Regions from separate parts of the Homo sapiens genome. Here region 2 is linked to region 1. A link is a contact called in ENCODE Hi-C or POLR2A ChIA-PET data. All regions are on one chromosome and are shown on one strand. The core of a region is the stretch at or near the end of the contact, and the rest is flanking DNA. Distances in the headings are between cores, read along the strand shown.

Region 1 (4,678 bases), core at 1,018-3,517:
GGCAGAGAAGTGCAGGATGAATTATAAGGTACCTGAATCCAGACATAATTAACCAAAGAATAATGTTAAGAGAAGAAAAAGCAAAAGGTGAAGAACTGCTCTGCAAGAAGGTTCTGGAAGAAGGGCTAGTGAACCAATTCATCAGAAAGTACATCATACCATGTAGTTTTAGGAAACACAGCAGGCCTGAGCTCCTTGGTACCCTTAGGAGATCCAAGCGAACAGGCAGAAAGTGACTGTGCTCTGTGAAATACTTCAGGCACCCAAATGCTCCTCTTTCCAGCACTTTTCATACCATCCCCCTCTCCTTCCCCCTAACACACTCACACACTGACACCTTCTGGCCCACTCCAGGCTGAGTTTTGCTTCTTTTCTGCAGAAGAGTGTGACACTAGGGCAATATCACTGAACTGAAGAAATTTATTAAAATAGCTTCCTTAAGAAATGTAATTTTGAGTCCCACATCTCTAAATCATCTTTATCTTCTCGCTTTCCAAAAGCAGTATAAAGAGTCAGCTGTTTTGGGTAGTCCATATAATTTTTATGAAGTAAAACTCGACTAAATTATTTTTTGGCTTCCTACATTCATAGAGTTAGCCCTAAGTGTTGGGTTAACTCTATGAATACAGAAAACCAAAAAATAATTTAGTCTCATCTGTCCCCCATAAAGAAGGCTCCAATAAATCGATCAGCCATAACAAAAAGGCCACTTTCAGTTTTTCCTGGAAATCCCAAAGCAAATAGTATTGAAACCAAATTGGCTATATAATTCATATAATTTATACTCTCCAGTGATCACTTAGCTCAATTAAGGTTCGCAGTCACAGGTATCTCTGACAATCTACGTATCTATAATATGCACACATAAACATCTGGGGCAGACATCAGAGTCCCTTTATCAAGACTGAAATCCATGTCTCCTGTGCTCTAATATATTTCACCATCCACACTGTTCAGTTGAGCTTTTTACTACAAATGGTTTTAGGCTCTGATGCAAGACAGGAATTTGAAGCATGCATTGGAGTGTTTAATGGTGTTAATTTTTGGTGCACACAAACATCAACTTCACTCAACAATCCAATAATATTGCAAAAAAAAAAAATGCCAGAGAATGAAATACATCAATGGAATTCTTCAGGATTGCAAGCAAAGTAGTTCCACATTCCTGCTGATGCCAACAAATAATAAAATAGCTGCCTATTTACAGGTCCTTAAAGATGTTACAATCAATAAAGAAAATAAAACGAAGAAGATAGTGTGCTTTCAGATCAAACAATTATTCTTTTATATTCAGACATGTTTATTTACTTAAAGTCTTCGAATGTAACCCAAGTTAATTTTAAATGAACATCTGATTGTAACAAGGGAAATATAATCTGTGTGTGTGTGTGTGTGTTTGGTTTTGTTTCAATTGGATGGTATAAATGTAAACAATTCCTACCTGGAAATATGGATGGTCTCTTCTTCGGGTGCCTCAGGTGAATGGGATCCAAGTTCTTAATGTTTCTTTGAAGTCTTCCTCTAATGTCATTTCCTATGAGTAGTTCAGGTGGCAGGCTACTCCTTCTTGATGATTTATAATCATTTTGAGATGAATTTAGTTTGTTCTTCGTTCTGGAATATAAATTGCTGTCATCAACTGCCATTGTGGGGGATACATTAGCGACTCTGAACAAAAATCCAGAAAGCCAAACCCAGCGGCAGCCACCGTCACAGCCACCGTTGCAGCCACCGCCGCCGCCCCAGACTCTGATGTTCTCATGCTTTACCCTGCACTTGTTTGGGAAGCTTAACAAGTTGATAGGCGTGGACTTTAACAGGTGTAGAATTACTAAGTAGCCCCTCCTTTCTACAGTTAATAGCACAGGGGAGGAGAGATAAAAAAAAAAAACCATCAGTTGGCAGAAGACTGGGGAATTTGAACAGATGTGACTCAGAGTGGATGGTAACAAAAGTGGTGTAATGGTTGCTGCATGAAATTTCAGCTTCATGGGTGCAACACCATAAAGCAAACACAGTTCACTATTCAAGAATAGATGCCTACGTAAATTACAAGTCTAATTTTTTGTATAATTTCCCAAACTCTTACGGATTTTAAACAGTTTTGGGGAAGCATTTTTACATTCCCTCATACCTTTAAGTTTCAAGCTATACACATAACACAGAACGAACATCCTTCTTTAGTCAGTGTCTTATTTGGCTGGCCGCCAACTGGAAGTTGGCTGGAAGAGGGAGATGAGAGATGACTGGTGATGACCAGGAAGGAACTGGTTGTGGGCGTGTGTCAGGCAGCAGTGCTGGGAACCCGCTGTTGCTTGCCACCCACCCCTTCCATCCTGTGCTCCAGCTGGCAGATAGCTTCTCCAGAAGTTCCTACTGCCTGGCAGTGGAGTCAGAGGTCTAGAAAACAAGCCTTAGCCATAGAAGTAATGACAGGCCTCCACTCACAAATAAAAAGTCAACGTTATTATCCTTGCGGGGATTCTGCCTAGCTTTAAACTAAAATGGTCAATGGGTTTGGTGGTCTAAGAAAAACCAGCATTTCTTCACTCAAGATTCCTGCTTGTCCTATCATCCAGCTTCTTTCTCTCTCTCTCTCTCTCCTGGATTTTGCATTTTTATGTCCTTTGCTCCCTTCCCTCTTGCTCTATGTATGTGGAAATGTTCTGCACTTTCTTCCTTAACTGACTGTGCAGAAATCATCACTCTATAATTCATCTTCCCCAGCCATGCTGTGCTCCAGCTGGCAGATAGCTTCTATGGCCATGCTATGCCCATGTCCATCAGCAATCTCTCTCTGTCACATACACACAACACCCCTTTTGTGTTCTGTCTGGTTGCAATGTGAGATGAGATTTGCCTTTTCCCTTCCCAGTGCCTGGAATCAATAGATACATAACATTATAAGGGATTTAGGGGTCATTTCAGAAATCACTGTTTATTTTGGTTTCCTAGATGCTAAATACGTTTTAATATTTGTTGATATTTAGGAGCTGGTTCTGTTTACCAACTTGAGAATATACTTCCACACTAATACAAGTTTTGTTCTCTTTATGCCCTTTCAGCAACAGGTCTCCAAACCACAACAGATTTTCTGGAGAGAAAAGCATTTTTCCTTACAAGTATGCCCAATTGAGAGTTACCATTATAATCTAGCAATCATAACTATAATTATAATCCAGCAATCATATTTATGTATTAGATTATTAAGTTATTTCACCAGTTCTGAGAATCATCTGCACCACTTCCCTCCCAGGACCTAGAATAACTTTGTCAAGCTGAAATGTACCATGAACTTCAAAACAATGAGTGACTTGTATGAAACCATTTCTAAAAGCCCATGAGACTGCCTGAATCTCCCTCACCCTAATGATAATACATTTTTTCTAGTAAGGAAATATAAAGTAAAAGCATTTTTTAAAGTTTGAGATAATGATATAATAGGAGGAAAAAACATACATTCCTACAACCCAAACTTCAAGAACAGTGTTTAATTTTCAAATATAAAGCAAGATAGAATCCTAGGCACAAAAGATTGGGTGCTAACTGGGAGAAATTCATCAATCAGGAAAGCAGAAGCTCAAACTATTTGGTGAGTGTGTCTTTCTCAATCACACTGTTACCATGGGGCCAACATAAGAGCATGTATGAGATTAAATAGAAGTCTCTAAGGAAAGGTGTTATTATCACACAGAGTGTACACCAGGTATGTCTGCATAGTGTGCCTTTGTCTTTAAGAGTCCCGCTGAAAACACAGAATGAAGTACATATGCACCTGGAATGCATTATAATAATAGCCATCATTTACTGCGTGCTTAAAACTGGCCAGATTCTGTGCTAAGCCTTTGGCATGCATTACCTCATTGATTCCTCCTAATCACCCTGTTTATAGATGAAGATGCTGAGACAGAGTAAAACACATAGGAATTAGAGGAGAGAAGATTTGAACACGGGTTTTATCTGACTCCAAAGTTCAAGTTCATGCCTTAAACTATACCACCATAACAATTGTTAAATGTGTGTAATATCTAAAAGGAATTAAAAGTCTTTCTCTACTTTCCTAAAAACAATTATTGGTTTCAAGCAGATTCTCACTGCATCAACTCTGTGAAGGAGTGATCTGGCTCACTTAACTAGGTTTGCCCTATGTAACAGTTGTCAGGAGGTCTTTGAGGTTCACAGAATGAAAGAGAAAAAGCAAGAAAATTCAAATTTTTGCCAGAGTATATTAGAAAGTAATTGCATTCCTACTAGTATCCATGTTGACGCATTTCACACTAAAATGCATTTTAGATAAAAACATTATGTATTCCTGACATTTAAATTATGATTAGGAAAAAAAATCCTCTACCCTATTTCAGAAGTACATCAAGTCCTCTAAACCTCTAAAAAGTAAATGACCTAAGAGAGGCAAGAGAAGTTCCCGATGTGTCCAACTTCATCTCTCTCCTGCCCAACTCATTTTCCCCTCATAGAGAATAGAAACAGATGGGGATCTAGCTCATTTAATACACTTCTTTAATGGAGAAAAGTGAGAACAACTTCAATTTTCTATTGTTCAAGTATTAGAGCAATGTAAACAAGGAACAATTTTTATTTATTCAAAAGTAGTATTAAATCTGTGAACATGAAAAAGTAAAGTAAATCATTCTTTCAAAATAGTTAAATTGGCTGCCAC
Region 2 (4,678 bases), core at 595-3,094, 37 kb before region 1:
ACAGCATGGGGACCCTGGGCCCAGCCCACAAAACCATTTTTTCCTCCTAGGCTTCCAGGTCTGTGATTGGAGGGGCTGCTGTGAAGACCTCTGGCATGCCCTGCGGACATTTTCCCCGTTGGCTTGGGGATTAACATGGCTCCTTGTTACTCATGCAAATTCCTGCAGCCAGCTTGAATTTCTCCCCAAAAAATAGGTATTTCTTTTCTTTTCTTTTTTTGAGACAGAGTTTGGCTCTGTTGCCCAGGCTGCACTGCAGTGGCACACTCTGGGCTCACTGCAACCTCCCACCTCCTGGGTTCAAGCGATTCTCCTGCCTCAGCCTCCCGAGTAGCTGGGACTATAGGCACCCGCCAGCACGCCAGGCTAATTTTTGTATTTTTCATAGAGATGGGGTTTTGCCATATTGCCCAGGCTTGTCTCGAACTCCTGGCCTCAGCTGATCCACCCACCTCGGCCTCTGAAAGTGTTGGGATTACAGGCGTGAGCCACCGCACCGGCTGGGTTTTTCTTTTCTACTGCATCATCAGGCTGCAAATTTTCTGAAATTTTGTGCTCTGTTTCCCTTTTAAAATAGAATGCTTTTAACAGCATCCAAGTCAACTCTTAAATGCTTTGCTGCTTAGAAATTTCTTCTGCCAGTACCCTAAATAATCTCTCTCAAGTTCAAAGTTCCACAAATCTCTAGGGCAGGGGCAAAATGCCACTAGTCTTTTGGCTAAAATGTAACAGGAGTCACCTTTGCTCCAATTCACAACAAGTTTCTCATTTCCATCTGAGACCAACTCAGCCTGGACCTTATTGTTCATATCACTATCAGCATTTTTGTCAAAGCCATTCAACAAGTTTTTAGGAGGTTGCAAACTTTCCCACATTTTCCTGTCTTCTTCTGAGCCCTCCAAACTGTTGCAACCTCTGCCTGATACCCAGTTCCAAAATTGCTTGCACATTTTTGGGTATATTTTCAGCAACGCCCTACTTTATTGGTACCAATTTACTGTATTAGTTCGTTTTCATGCTGCTGATAAAGACATACCCGAGACTGGGAAGAAAAAGAGGTGTAATTGGACTTACATTTCCACATGGCTGGGGAGGCCTCAGAATTATGGTGGGAGCGAAAGGCACTTCCTACGTGGTGGTGGCAAGAGAGAATGAGAAAGATGCAAAAGCAGAAACCCCTGATAAAACCAACAGATCTCGTGAGACTTATTCACTACAATGAGAACAGTATGGGGGAAACCACCCCCATGATTCAAATTATCTCCTATTGGGTCCCTCCCACAACACGTGGGAATTATGGGAGTACAATTCAAGATGAGATTTGGGTGGGGACACAGAGCCAAACCATATCACTATATATATTATATATATAATAACTATATATTATACACATAGTTATGTATACTACCACAAAATTTTATTTTCACTGGGGACAGGTGAAAGGACTTTCTTGTACATATTGAATAGTACAAATAAATGTTAGTATACCTGCTAATCTATAAGGTCTAAATTTTTGATATATCTATGGGAACTTTAAAAATCCAGAAAAACTTCTTTTCTTTCTTAAAAACAAAGGCTAGCTTTGGATATCAGAAAACTAAATACGAATTCCTTTTTATACTTTGTATTTCTGTTGCAATATACCTAACTGTCTAGAAACAAAAGCGCCCCTTGCAGAATAGGGAGAGATTGATCATAAGGAAATGCAAAAGAGAAAAGTACCTTAATAAAGACTGTTCTTACTTTTTATACAGGATGCAGATTGCTCCATTCTACTCTTCTACTTCCACATTAATGGAGTATCTGCTAAATGCCAGGCACTGGGCTTTGTGCCAGGGACACAAGATGTGGTTTGTGTCCTCAATGAGTCATAGTCTAGACCTGTACTATCCAGTATGGTAGCCACTACGTCCTACGTGGCTATCGAGCATGTGAGATGTACTGTGTAAAACACACATCAGATTTCAAAGACTAAGTATAAACAAAGAATGTAAACCATCTCATTAATCATTTTTATATTGACAACACGTTAAAATAATAGCATACTGGACATATTGGGTTAAATATATTAAAATTAATATTTCCCATTTTATTGTGGCTATTAGAAAATTTAAAATTATATGTGTGGTTCACATTATGTTCCTAATGGACAATGCTAGTCTGGGGATGAAAGACACATAAATAATGTGGTAAAGACAGTGACAGAGGTAGCTGTCATGGGAGCAGGAAGGGATTCCCATCTCAAACTATATAGGGAAGGGATGCGGGTGGGCGGTTGCTGGTATTAATTAACACTTCCTGGAAGGGTGACACATGAGCTTAGTCTGGAAGAATAACTAGGAGCTAGGTGAAGGGACTGGGACAAGGAAGGCATTGCAGATAGAGCAACATGTGTTGTATCTGTCACTCAGTATTTGGCATGTAACAAGTATGCAATATATGGAAGCTTTTACAGACACTGACAGGAGACACAGCATGGAGGATGAAGGGAACTTAAGCAGCTCTGGACCAGCAGTGGGGGATTTGGGGCTTTATCCTGTAGGTGGTAGACAGATGAAAGTTTTAAGAAGGGGAGTAAGATTTTCGCATCAGAGAACTCTGCCTGGCAAATGATGGAGCAAGAGGGACAAGGCTGGAGGCAGGTAGATGAGTTAAGTGGCTGTTGCAAAAGATCAGGTGAGAAATGATGAGGGCCTGAACCAGGTCAGTAGCAGTGGGGATCCAAGGAGGGCAGAGCGAAGGAATATTAAGGTCTGTGCAAAGCCCAGCATCTGGAACAAAGCTTGCACTTATAAATATCTACTGAATGGAGGAGGGAAGGATTCAGAACTGAGGTCGGAGTACTAAATTCCTCACAATATTTTGTGTCTTTCTTCTCCATCACTGAATCTTATTTTTAAATTACAACAAACATGAGTTAGAGGGAATAAAAGCCTAGTATAAATAAGAGACAGTAAAGGAATACCCTGGGACTCTGAGTTCAAGTCCTCATGACCCCCACAAAATCACAAATGAGCACCCTAAAAAAACTACAAATGTGATCACGAAAATGCTGCTATTAGTCTTGGAGGAATTATAACAAAGGGAAGCAGTGGTAAATTCCAAAGAAAGGTAAAAGGCATATCGTACAAACTGTAAAACTATAACATGAATTTTATTCTTTGTTCACATTCCAGGGCAAATTATAAAACAAGTAGTTTTTAAGAACTTTGAAAGGAAATCAACAATCATTAGCAACCAATAGTTATTCTTTATATCAACCTCCTTTCATATCCTGGTAGAATTACCAGATTAAAAGACAAAAAGAAAATGTAGTAAGGAATTTTATAAAAACCTTTTATTAAACTCCCATAATCTAGAAAAATATAGACTTCTTACTTAGAGGGATTCATAATCACATAAATGAGTGTCTATTATGTACCTTACACACAGACAGTTCTTGGCAAATATTTATCAAATGATTGAGTGAATGATTAACCATTACCAGTTTCCCCAGGCAGTTTGCTCCACATCCTATGTTCTAATAGCACTAAAGTTTATATATATATCACACATCACATTATAATTATTTTTATGTGTCTGTCACTCCCACTAGAACATCATAAAATTCTCCTGCCAGAGTCTTATTCATCATTTGTCCCCAGGGCCCAGCACTGTGCCTAAAATAGCATGGTGCTCAATTAGCATTTGTGAATTAAATAGAAAGAAATAAACAGAACGGATACATTCAAAGCTAAGAAAGGTTGATAATAAAGTACTAAACTCTCTTTATAAACATTAATATGGAAGAACTAACCCTCCAAAGGAAATATAACCTTGAGCTGGATGAAGATAATAAAGAGTTCACCAGTCATTTTGGCAGTGCTCAGACCAACCACATCTGGAGTGATCAGTGCCATATTTTAAGAGGGACCTTGAAAAATTGAGGCCCAAGATACTGAAAAGTATAAAAACAAGCTCCTAGAAAGAATGATTTTAAAACTGAGAAATATCTCGTTGAGAAATCTAGAAGAACCAATATGCAAAGCGCTGTTATCATGAAGAATACTCAACTTCATGTGCCTTCAGAGCAAATAACTTGGTAGATGGTATGGGTAGGTTAATTTGATTGCGGTATGAGAAAAAAATTCCAACAATCACAGTTGCTCACTTATAGAATAAACTGTTTGCAAAGAAGGGATCTCTTTGTCTTCAAAAATTTCCAGAAGTGGTCAAAGAAGCATTTAACAATTCACCAGAAGTATTGGGGCATCACAGCGGGCTTTCTTGGGATGGAAGAAAGAAGAGCTGAGGCCACCACCCAGTTTCCTTCAAATGCATGGCTTCCACAGCATTATTCCTTCTAATGCATGATTCTGTTATTGCCTTCAGTTTATATACTTCAAATTTCCATTACATGCACTGTGTACTCTACCTTAAAATTCTTTCTTACTTTTACTTTGACTAAGCTGTTTGGATCTACTTCATTCTATGCAGCGTTTAACTATCAATAGGAATGTTAGCTTTCAATTACTCCTTTCACCAGTAGATGTTGGTTTGTTCAAATTTAAGTGCTCCCCTAGTTTTACAGTTAAATTATTGAGATAAAAAAGCTGTCCTCTTTTCAGAAAAACATGGCATTTAATTGCCATCCTTCATCATACCTCCATCTAAATTTCTTTTCCTGCTTTTCCTCTTC

Evidence for each region. A loop is a pair of places that touch in the nucleus more often than their neighbours do. ChIA-PET counts read pairs that join two places held with the same protein, here RNA polymerase II (POLR2A). Pooled maps may share reads with other maps.
Region 2: a loop to region 1 is called in a map of MCF 10A, with 5 times the contacts of the local background. The contact joins two enhancer-like sites. A Hi-C loop is called at or near these places in 1 of 168 maps with a recorded cell type or tissue (MCF 10A) and 4 of 50 pooled maps. POLR2A ChIA-PET finds 5 or more read pairs at or near these places in 5 of 52 experiments (A673, MCF 10A, Panc1 and 2 more).

Annotation. Positions count from the first base shown.
Region 1 is chr13:31,942,945-31,947,622 of GRCh38, reverse strand. It overlaps the pseudogene EEF1DP3. Among named protein-coding and RNA genes, the nearest start is that of FRY-AS1, 86 kb to the left of the region's middle. RefSeq lists enhancers at 1,244-1,743, 1,744-2,245. Within about 2 kb of position 2,267, at least 16 of the 41 ENCODE cell types and tissues checked have a DNase peak (open chromatin) inside an H3K27ac peak, as active enhancers do.
Region 2 is chr13:31,979,902-31,984,579 of GRCh38, reverse strand. No RefSeq gene overlaps it. Among named protein-coding and RNA genes, the nearest start is that of FRY-AS1, 49 kb to the left of the region's middle. Within about 2 kb of position 1,844, at least 4 of the 41 ENCODE cell types and tissues checked have a DNase peak (open chromatin) inside an H3K27ac peak, as active enhancers do.